Regions from separate parts of the Homo sapiens genome. Here region 1 is linked to region 2. Evidence: chromatin contacts called from ENCODE Hi-C or POLR2A ChIA-PET data. All regions are on one chromosome and are shown on one strand. Each heading gives the region's core, a stretch centred on a gene start or an enhancer-like site at or near the end of the contact. The rest is flanking DNA. Distances are from core to core; before and after follow the strand shown. Region 1 overlaps HACD2 (3-hydroxyacyl-CoA dehydratase 2). Region 2 overlaps ADCY5 (adenylate cyclase 5).

Region 1 (6,025 bases), core at 2,209-4,708, 120 kb before region 2:
ATTGAATTGAACTTTGGCAATGAGAACACAGCACACAGCTCCCTTTTCAAAAAGGGTCTCAACCCCAGTGTGTATTTTTGTACATCAACATTTAGAATACTTATGGCAGATAAGTAAGGCATGTCACTGTGTCCTTCAGTAACCTCTCTCAGTAACTGGTTTCTTTATCCCTAACATGAATTCATTTCTCCTTTGAAGTCATTTATTATTTTATAAATTGAGAACAACCACACCACCAAATGTCACACCTTCTTATAAAGTGTGAACAAGGAAGGTCATGTTTTTGTGGGTATTTTGTCAGACTTAGAGGTTTCATTTCAGGGCATAGTCAAAGGCATCATCCTCCCAACTACCCACTTGATTATGTATTTCAGATCCCTCCGTGGGGGCCTTCTTCTGACAGAGAATTCTTTGAGGTCCGCAGTAGTGCTTTTGTCAGCACAGACTGCTAATCTACATCTTGCTGCGTTCTGTTTGCTGAGGTTGGGCTTATTCATTTAACACATACCAACCATTATCCAGAGGCACCATGGAGAGTTAGTCATGGAATAAAGCACTGTCCTTGCAGATGAAAAAAGTCTCCAGAGCAGACTTCTGACAGGAAAGGTTTAGATGCTGGAGAGTTGAAGAGGTGTAAGAAGAGATCGTGCCCTCATTTTTCACTTATTTTTTTGGTTATTCATTTATAATAAAAGGTTGGCATTGATATGGTACAACCTGCAAATTACTTGCAGTTCTGAGTTTCAGATAAAACATTATAAAACATTAAATTCAATACATACTGCTCCTTTGAAATTTGGGTAAAAAATTGTACAACCGTATATATAGTCATTTTTGTATTTTTTCTATGTTGTGAAAACCAAAATTGTAATTTTATAAGTCTTTGATTCACTAAAATTATATAATTTAAATGTATTTTTTGTATATTTAGAAATAAGGAGTCCAGAGACTACGCTTAACTTTCTATGCATGCATTTGAAAGCTGTTTTTACCTGATAATGTAGTAATAAGTTGTATTCATAAAATACTGATCTGTGTTGCATTTCAAAATAAACTGGTGTGTGCTCTGCCTGGATTTGAAATACCTACCAGTGAGTGCAGTGATTTTTCATAGTCAGTAGGCCTGAATGTGGTGTTGCAGGAATATGGGAGAATTTCAGTTCAATTATGGACTCCAGCTCTTTGACAATTTTAAAATCTAATTCTGCTATTCATAATGGTTCTGCACTTACAGGAAAGACAGATTATATTAAGAGGTTTCCAAAAAGTCCTTCCCTGCCAGTCAGTCTTCAGGCTAAGCCAGTCTGCAAGCTGGCTGCAGAGGGACAAGGGGTTCCTCATGCAAGTGACCAGGGAATCTAAGATATTAATCAGCATGGGGTTGAGGAACCTTGTCTTATAACAAGCTGGGGTTTTGTTAGTGTAACTTTTCTTTTTTTGTTTTGAGACAGAGTTTCGCTGTTGTTGCCCAGGCTGGAGTGCAATGGCACGATCTCAGCTCACTGCAACCTTCACCTCCCGGATTCAAGCGATGTTTCTGCCTCAGCCTCCCAAGTAGCTGGGATTACAGGCACCCGCCACCACACCTGGCTAATTTTTTGTATTTTTAGTAGAGATGGGGTTTCACCATGTTGGCCAGGCTGGTCTCGAACTCCTAACCTCAGGTGATCCACCCGCCTTGGCCTCCCACCACGCCTGGGATTACAGGTGTGAGCCACCACGCCCAGCCTGTTAGTGTAACTTTTCTAACAGAAGTTCAGCGGGAGATCCTGTTGCCCAGCACTGTTCATCTTACATTAAAGCAAGATGTGGTGAAGTTCAAGTACCTCATTCTGAAAATGCCTCCAAACACAGGAATCCCAGGAGTGGCCCCCCCTTACTCAGGCTCGCAGTAAGAAGTGGTGGGAAGGACACTGCCTTGGGGTGTCCTCCGCTGGGTCACAGCTGATCTAGCTCTAGGCCTCTGGTGCTGGGTATGTTCTAGTCACTTTTCCCAGTGACGACTTGATCATGGTGCCTGTAGCAGTGATGTGCTCCCCACCTGAGTCTGCCAGCTCTTTCTCAGATCATCACCACGGCCTAAGAGTGTGGTCTTTGTTCCAAAGGAGAACACTTCCCTTCTAAATGCCATCTGATCGCAGCCTAGATGTTCCCAGCTCAGAGGTTAGACCACCTCTCCTCATGTAGAGCCTATTCAGCTTCAGAGGTTGGCTTTTTCATTTATGAAAAAAGTATTGCAGCTGAAACTGCGGAACAGATGGTAAAGTTAATAGTAGAGGCTACTCAGAAAACACAACCTTTACAATGTTAGCATGGTAATGGAGACAAGGGCTTTCCAATTTGTCATTGTCATATTTTGTGGCAATTATGTGTACTATGTTAATATAAGCCTTAGCCTGGAGGAATTACCATTGGTATAATTAAGAGACCTACTGTTACACAGCATTCCAAAAATACTGCTGTGTTTTTCTATTCCCTTTAACAAGAATGAGGACTAGCTTTTCAATTCCTTTTATTATTGAAAAGAAAAAAATCCCAGCCTCACAAATAGCCTGGCTCATTGTCATACAGTTTAATGGTGAAGAAACTGTTCTAAGCAACTATTACCAAAATTAGCCATACCTATTAACATTTCTCTGCCTATAACAGAACCAGAGTTAGAAGAGAGAGCAGTGTGGTTATTTGACCAATACTTCTTTTAATTTAAAGATATATTAGTGCTATGAGGGCAAGTCTCAATACCAAAAATAATCCTTCCCACAAAAGGCAATTCACCCTAAAACCTCATTTGGTGAGCAAAAATAAGAATGTGAAAGGCTGTGTATATAAGCACCTAGAGTGCCCATTTCATAAATATTTTTATGTTTGGAAGTCACGCTTTCTGCTCCCTAATTCCAGAGCATAGACTTGTTACCATGGTAGTGCTTTCACATCTATCTTTGGCTTTGGGTGCAGGCAATCCAGATGTGTTTCCAGATGCTGCACTTGGTTAAAGCCGGGATCTGTATTTCCCCCTCGGTGTTGTCGTAGCCAGGCTTCCCCACTCGGGGGCAGCACCTCACAAGCGATTGGGGCCTTAAGAGCCAAAGGAGTTTGGGAAACAGCTTCATCCCAAGGACACGGAAAGGGGCAGAGGCACTCTAATGAAAATCAGTCACGGATCTTTTATTGTCCATATAAAGCAAAGACAGATTTTAAAGCATATTCTGGAGGAGTACAGGAAATAACACTTTTTTTGGAGCAAAGAAACCAGCTTGGGTGCGTGCTTCGAGGCTCAATCTATTTTCTCCCAGCTGCAGAGCCCTCCTCCCCATCGCAGACCCTGCAACTACTTGGTTTTGAAAAGCAGAGCGCTTTTGGAGCTGGCTTGCAAAGCAGGTGTCAGCCCTCCTGTTTCATGGAGAGCCTGCTTGTTCATATTTGAAACGTTCAGGGAGGCCAGTTCCCACTCTTATTCTGTCTCTGGATATTTTTGGAGGGTGGCCTGGGCCATGAGAAAATGTCAGGCCACCTTATAAGGCGGTGTCTGGACCAAGAATGCTTGTCTGCAGCATGTTCAGTCTATTCTGTGGATTTCAGTTAACTTGACTCTTGGACTGTGAGTTTTCTCACAGATTTAAAATGCTTCTGTTCATGCCACAGATTATTCTCACTCTTCAACAGGCTGAAAATCTTCCTCAAGAGATAGTTGTTTAAATGACAACCACTTTGGACATACCAAATGGATAATGTCCTTCACTAACCACAACTAGTTGATTGTGCCTGGGCTGATAGTCATGTTCAAGTGATTTGCTGACTTAACGAATATATGTTAAGGTGAAATCCACAGACTATTAGTTCTCAGTGATCATGGGAACATGGGCATGTTAGGGAGAGGAGTCTGTGGTTTAAAACACTGAAACAAAAATTAAAGTTTTCTCTCCTGCTAAATGTTTCAGATCTTTCTGTATATGAATGCAACCTCCAAGAGGAGTGTTAATGCAGGATTTTCCAAACCTGTTTTTCACCTTTATCTTTGACACGTCTTCAGGGCTAAAGTTCTTTGAACACACTTTGAAAAATACTAATCTATCGGTGGCAGCTGTCCCCATCAGGGAATATTGACCTATCCAAGGGGAAAAATGAGAGATGGGGGTTTAGCCTGGGCTCTAGGAAGATTTTTCCTTGTTCCTGCTCTGTTGTTTCTAGGGATCTTTTTTCTTCTTTTGAGGCAGGGTCTTGCTCTATAACCTAGGCTGGAATGCAGCGGCATGATCAGGGCTCACAGCAGCCTCAACTTCCCGGGCTCAAGCAATCCTCCCACCTCAGCCTCCCCCATAGCTGGGACTACAGGCATGCACCACCACACCTGAATAATTTTGGAGGTTTTTGGTAGAGCTGGGGTCTCAGTATGTTGCTCAGGCTGGCCCCAAACTCCTGGGCTCATGCCATCCTCCTGCCTTGGCCTCCCAAAGTGATGGGATTATAGGCGTAAGCCACCATGCCCAGCCCCTTGGGGCTTTAAAAATATATAGAAATCACCATCATCAAATAGGTAATTGAATTATTAGGCTGAGAACCCAGGTGTCGGCAGCACTGGCTGGAGGCTTCCACTTGATGTGAACTTGTCTGAGCAGACTGGGCTGGGACTGGCAGCACCTGTGGTGCTGTGATCAATCTGCTGGGCCTCACCCTGGGGCTGCCTGCCTGGGACACTCTCTGTAATTTCTTTTAAACTTCATCTTTCAATCTCTTACTCACTATCAGCCCAGGATATCACCCCCAATTTCACAGAGAAAACAGAGCCATCAGATAGTAATTCCTTCCACTTTTTTTGTCACCAGATCTATAAACTTGCCCATGCTGGGATCATCCTTTCCTTTTCCTGATGTTAGAATGGATGGGGTGACCTTTCACCAAAACTAATCCCTACCTTGTGCTCCAGATGTTTTTATCTTTCCCTTTCCTCACAGACCTCACTCTGTCAATTCTCCCTCTCTCTCTCTGTACTTCCTCTTTGCCAGCTCTTCCCATGTTGGCCTTGACCCCATATCCTCCACTACTTCCACCTCTCTCCTGTCCTCTGGAAGAGATACCTATGAAGCACTTCTTTTTTTGAGACAGAGTCTCACTCTGTCACCCAGGCTGGAGTGCAGCAGCACGATCTCAGCTCACTGCAACTTCTGCCTCCCAGGTTCAAGTGATTCTCTTACCTCAGCCTCCCTAGTAACTGGGATTACAGGCCTGCACCACCACGCCTAGCTAATTTTTGTATTTTTAGTAGAGACGAGGTTTCACTATGTTGGCCAGGCTGGTCTCGAACTCCTGACCTCAAGGGATCCACCCGCCGCAGCCTCCCAGAGTGCTGGGATTACAGGCATGAGCCACCGTGCCCAGCCCACTTCTCTCTTTCTTATCTGGCACTCTTCCTGTCTCACTCTAGCCTGGCTTTTCCTATCATCCCCCTCTGTTCAAGGTCACTAATGACCTTGTTATGAAAGCCAGTGCACACTTTTTTGTCTCTGTCTTGTGGTTGAAGTTGGCGTGCAGTCCTGCTGGGTGTTAGAAATAATGATACGGCTTTGGAGTAGACTGGGGGGCCCAACAATGCCCAGTCCCAGCCCAGAACTCTCATTTCTCCTCGATGCATTCCCAGTGGAGTTGTATACAAAAGAATCAATGGAAAGCAAGCAAACTCGTGTTGCAGTTAACTGGCTTGAGCCCTAGGGTAGGATTATGGTAGTCTGGGCAGAACCTCACAGAACACTCCTGCTTCCTAAACCAGTGAGAGGTAGTGGCTTCAGCACAGGAAACTGTGAGACCTGCTCAATTCACCTCTCACCCGACCCCATCCCACTCTCCATCCTAGCACTTAGCTCTTATCCACTGAAATGGGGAGAAAGGCTGCTCCGACACCCCCAGCTCCGGGACAGAAATTCATAAAGATTGAGTGCATGTGCCGCCATGCTCGGCTGGTGGGGGCCAGGGCCAGGAAGGACAGGAAAGCATCCAAGAAGAGAGCCCACCCCGCTCCACTTACCACTTA
Region 2 (5,252 bases), core at 2,680-5,179:
ACGCGTGCAATTTTAGAAGGGCTGGAGCCGAGCCTTCCCTCTTCTTGCTGGGGCACATCTCCTCATTGTTTGGCTCAGCACAGAGAAAAAGCACTCCAAACACCAGAGGATGCAGCTTCCCCCAGGGGATGACAGGAGTTCACTGAATACAAAACCTAGTTCTTGGAAGAATGCTAGTGGAGAAAGGAACTATTGTCTAAAATTAGGCTTTGGGACTATTTCAGTGAAAAGTAATCTTCCTGCCTGGTCTTGCTGAGGGCTCGTCCTGGTTTCCCCCTCCTGCCTGCCCAGACTTTTGTTCCCCATTCTCATCCTCCTTCTGGCCAGTTCATCATCTTCACTCACGCCAGCCACTCTGCTCTGGGGCCACCTGGGACTAAGGTTGAGGCGTTCATTGTTATTTATTTTGGGCCTCTGTGGGCACACACATAGTAGGAGGGTGGCCCATTGGCTGGCGGTGATTTCCACTCAGCAGACAGTGTCCTGAGGCCCTGAGTGGGGTGAGACCTCTAGGAATAGGTGTCCCCTCCTTCTAATGACACTTTTCTCAAAAATATACAGTCTGGACTTGGAGACCACCCTGGGCCTCAGGCAGAAAGAACATATGCTCCTCCTTGAAGAAATTTTGATTTCTCTTACAAATGCACGAAGGCCAAGAACCCCTTAGCTGTCCTAGTGATTCTTAGGCACTCACTGTGAGGAAGACAGTCCACCGTCCCAGAGCTGGGACTCCACGCAGGCCTTTGGAGCGTGGCAGGAATCATGGCAGCGATGGTGATGAGGAGTTTTAACCCAAAAGCTGTTGAGAGCATGTGTGCAGTAGCCCCTTAGCTTAACTGTGGCCATCTCAGCTACACTCTTGGCATTTCCTTGCTCTTCAATTCTGTGGGCCCCCAAACTGAGGGCTGCCTTAGTCACAATCCCGCTGAAACAGGCAGGACTGCCCAGCAGACCTCCAGTCTCCCTTGCACCCGGGCAGCCTTTGCCCTGGTGAGCAGGCGGATTAAGGCCTTTCAGGGCTACTGCACACATGCTCTCAACAGCTTTTGGGTTAAAACTCCTCATCACCATCAGTACCATGATTCCCGCCATGCTCCAAAGGCTCGCGTGGAGTCCCAGCTCTGGGACTGTGGGCTGCCTTCCTCACAGTGCGTACCTAAGAATCACTAGAATAGTAGGACAGACATACTGACATGGACAGGTGAACAGGCATTCACTACCCAGGGCTAAATGAGGCCCTCGTGGTCACTCTGCCCAGCCTTTCAGCTATCCACTTGCTACACAAATGCCCTATCCAGCATCCCCCACATGCCAGAGTGCCCAGCACAGTTGGCCCTCAGGAAACACTGAAGGATGAAATAAGCTGTTAGAATGACTGGCCTGCTGGAGACCTCTCGTCCCTCTGACCCCTCGAGCATTCTTGGGGCAGACTCTTAGCTGAAGACATTCTTTCCCAAGAAGCAAGATGGCGCCAGCTGACCTTGGATTATAAATATCCCTCATTCTCCAGATTGCTCTGAGAACTGGGAATGGGGGGCCTGCCCCAGACTGGTGGCTGAGCCCAAAAACAGGGTGCACTGAGCTGTTGGGGTGATGCCTTGAGGACCACTGGGTCCCAGAGTCTTCAGGAAGCATGCCCTGCCAGTGCCCCCTTGGCTGAGATTACTGGCAACAGGACCTGAGAAAACTTAGCGTCTGGTTTATCTCTGTTTGTCGTCCACTGAGGAAAAATGAGAGTATGCTTCCTTCTCTGAGGCAGAGCTGTTTATATCTGCAGGTTCTTGACACACTCATGCATACTTTCACACACACAGACTGGAAGATAAATGAGTCCTCCACGTCGAACTTCTCAGCAGTGAGCCGACACTAACCAGATCCCAGCCCTTTCTCCTCGGGACAGATGTGCTGCCCTTGAAAAAGGGCTGGGGGCAGGGGTGGAGGTGTCACCAGGGGATGGGGCCTGTGAAGGGGCTGACAGATGGTGAGAGGCTTAATTCCTCTGGAGGGTAATTTGTGAAGACCTGGGCTGCAGGTGAAGTCTAAGTTAGAGGGAGAAGAGGAACTTCTCAAGGAGAGATATGAGTGCCCATTGATGGGCACTTCTCAACCCTTCAGTGTGAGCTCATCATGTGCCCCATAATTGGTGTCCTTCTCAACTTTCCGTCTCTGTCAAGGTCTCCATAAACATTCAAGTTTCCCCAGGCTTGGGTGGGTCAGTCCCAAATCTTGCCAGTACTTCCCTTATAGAATCTATTGGATTCATCCCTCCCTCCCAGCCCCAGCCCCGTCTCTTGAGTGCAGCAGCATTCCTAGTCTGCAGACCCAGCCTCCAGACAGATGCTGCTGCCCCCCTTTTGCCAAAGAAGACAAATAGTTCTTCCTTCTGGGGTGGAGCCAGTGTAGCACAGTGATTAAGACCATGGGTTTCAGAGTCAGTTGGCCCTGGTTCAAGTTCCAGTGCCACTACTTCCTAGCTGTGTGGCCTGGAGCGAGTTGCTTAACTTCACTGTGCCTCACTTTCTTTTTGTCTGTAAAATGAGAATTCTAATTACACCCAGCCCATAGTGTTGTCCCGAGGATTAGATGAGGCTATACCTGCACACTGTAAGCATCTGGTAGACAGTAGCTGTTATTAAATATCATGAAACAACCCCCATTACCAGCTTGTAGTGGCTCCTTATTGCTTGTGGGACCAAGCCAAGCTTCCCATCCTGGCAGACAGTGGTTCACCATCTGGGCCATTTGACTGATGCAGCTTCATCATCTGTCGCTCTCTGATCCTGCTATGGTGGCCTCTTCACTGCCCCACCTGTGCTGTGATTTTTTGAGGACTGTTGTTTTCATTCAAAAGTTTCCCCTCCACACCCCAACCCTACTCAGCTCCCAGCCCAAACCTTACCCCCTCCCTGATGCCTGTCTTGACCTCTTTGGCCGACAGAGGCATTTGCAATCTGAACTTAGCCATGTCATTCTTCAGCATCCACTTGTGTGGTTTCTCCTGTGTTTTCTACCTTAACCATGAGTGCTTATGTCCCATGGTGCTGCCCATGTACTGTTGCCTCCCTTAATATGGAGATTTGGGAGTTGACCATATGATCACTAGAAACTTCTCCATCGAATATGCGGAAGCCCTATCCTGATTTTATAGGAACCAAAAGGTAAAGAGATGTTTCCCAAGGTTGCCAAATCACCCTGTGGTAGAAATGGGAGTAAAGCTCCAGCCCAGAGCCTATGCTTCGCCAGTCCTGATCCTCTGCTACCTGCGGGGGGGTCGGGGGGGGGGGGGCGTGATGCTTCTGGCCTGTTGGCTAAATTCCACAGCTCAGCAAGTGTCGGTGATGAAAGCCGGGCCCAGCCTCGTGAGTGCTGGCAGAGGGCTTGTTTTGACAAGAGCAATTTAGCTTAAGTGACTTGTGCTAGCACTTGGGGTGCTCACAACAGGGACCTGACTCACTCCTTTGTCAAGGACCTCTGTCCTAACTCCCCAGCGTCCTTCAGGGCAAGGAGTCGTTTCTGTGAGACCCTATGGATGGGGGCGTGAGAATCTGTCCCTTCCGTGGCCTTCATCCTTCCAGTTCTGTTTTGGCTCTTGGGGCAGCCCAGCTGAGACTTGGAGACTCCAAGAAGAGTTCTCCATCCCTCTGGTATCAATCCAGTTTGCTGCATTAAGCAGGAAAGCCAATGGCATGGATAATGCCCAGCGACAGAGGACTTCTAAATGCGCTAGATGATTTATAGCAGACTTCCTCTCTTCATTATTTTTGGCTCATGCTGAAGTCAGATCAGTCTGTATTCCTCATGTACATACCAGCTGCCTGGAAATGGCTGTGATTGGGACACACCAGTCATTACTTGATTTGTGTGCCCCTGTTCCTACTCGAACATTTATTGAATACCTGCTGCATGCTAGGTGCTGTGGAGGTACTGGCAGCTCCATGAGACTTGGCCCCAGCCTAGCTGGCTTTGGAGGAATGGTTTGCTGTGGATAATTCCTAGAGTGAATGAGAACCTTAACCGGGCAGGAGAGAACAGGTGGTTGAGTGTTGCATTGCCACCTCTCGCAGTATCCCTGCCTTTTCCTCTGCTTGTCAGGGTTCAGCTTGTCTGGGTTCAAAGGTGGCTTTGTTGGCTCTACTTTCTGCTGTAGCTGTGGCCTTCTTTTAAAAAATTTTAAAAACCAGTTGACACACGTTCAGACTTGCCAATGCTGATTTTTTAACGGAGTGGTCATTTGCTTAGGATAGCAGAGTACAAAGGACACACCCAGGGTTTCTTCTCATAGCAGCTTCCTTGGTGCAGACTTTGACTGACAGCTGACTTTCAGGAATGATCCTGTTGCCAGCCTCTTGCCCAGATGGGCTTACCTGCCCTTGTTGCTGGTGTGGGGCACAGGCACCCAGTGGTTTTAGGGGTGGGAGGCAGGCATGTGTGTTTCTCTTGAGGTACTCTTGCTCTGTCATCTTAGGCATGTGGCCAGGAATAGCATCTGGTGTCGTGGGCTTAAATTCCACTCCAGTCTGCCTTTCTGAGGACTCGGGGCTTTTTCCCTCTGGGAAGGGGTGCTGCTTCCTCCAAATAGGGAGGAAAAGGGACACTCTCCTATCTCCTTGCCTGGGTGCCCTCAGGATGTGGGTGCCATGCGTGGGCTGATAGCCTGCCCAGTTGGGCATTGTGATGTTTCCCTGGATCTTCCTGCATCCTGGGGAATGTCATTCTCTGCTTATGTGTTGGGGGTCAGAGCAGTGTGGGCTGCTTCTGAGTCCTGGGAGAGAGGTGAGGGGGTCCCTGGGGCTGGGGGTTGATGGATGCCTGTCCTTTGGCAGCTAGGATTACGAGCATCAATGTTTAGGGCCCTCGAGCAGAGAACATGGGGCAAATTGAGGTGAGAGAAGTGTTGGGCCAGCATGGAGGCTCACCTTTCAGGAGACAACCAGGGCTCCTGGACAAGTCCAGCAGTAAGTGCAGTGTCAGCAAGTGCAGAGGAACACCAGCTGAATGAACAAGGGGCTAAGAGGCAAAGGTTCTGCATAATGGCCCAGCAGAAGGTGGGGCAGGGCCCCAAGCCCCCAAGCCCTCCTCTGTGCTCACTGCAGACCCCAGGGACTTCGCCTGCCCACCTTCTTCAAATCCCCTCACTCCCCTCTCCCCTGCCCCAAATCTGGCTTAGGAGCAGCCCAGGGCCCAGCTATCCCTGAGGGGAGGCCCTGGGGCACCTTTTGCTTTTCTGCCCTTCACTGTGTAGATATGCAGGG

What was found. Hi-C counts contacts between places; a loop is a spot of excess contacts on that map. ChIA-PET counts read pairs that join two places held with the same protein, here RNA polymerase II (POLR2A). Pooled maps may share reads with other maps.
Region 1: a loop to region 2 is called in a pooled map, with 2.1 times the contacts of the local background. The contact joins two enhancer-like sites. A Hi-C loop is called at or near these places in 1 of 168 maps with a recorded cell type or tissue (ovary) and 8 of 50 pooled maps. POLR2A ChIA-PET finds 5 or more read pairs at or near these places in 1 of 52 experiments (WTC11).

Annotation. Positions count from the first base shown.
Region 1 is chr3:123,486,611-123,492,635 of GRCh38, reverse strand. It overlaps HACD2 (3-hydroxyacyl-CoA dehydratase 2), which reads left to right. Exons shown (of 7, transcript NM_198402.5): 7 at 1-1,082. Among named protein-coding and RNA genes, the nearest start is that of ADCY5, 41 kb to the right of the region's middle. Within about 2 kb of position 3,458, at least 3 of the 41 ENCODE cell types and tissues checked have a DNase peak (open chromatin) inside an H3K27ac peak, as active enhancers do.
Region 2 is chr3:123,371,793-123,377,044 of GRCh38, reverse strand. The region is part of intron 1 of ADCY5 (adenylate cyclase 5); the gene reads left to right. Among named protein-coding and RNA genes, the nearest start is that of ADCY5, 75 kb to the left of the region's middle. Within about 2 kb of position 3,929, at least 7 of the 41 ENCODE cell types and tissues checked have a DNase peak (open chromatin) inside an H3K27ac peak, as active enhancers do.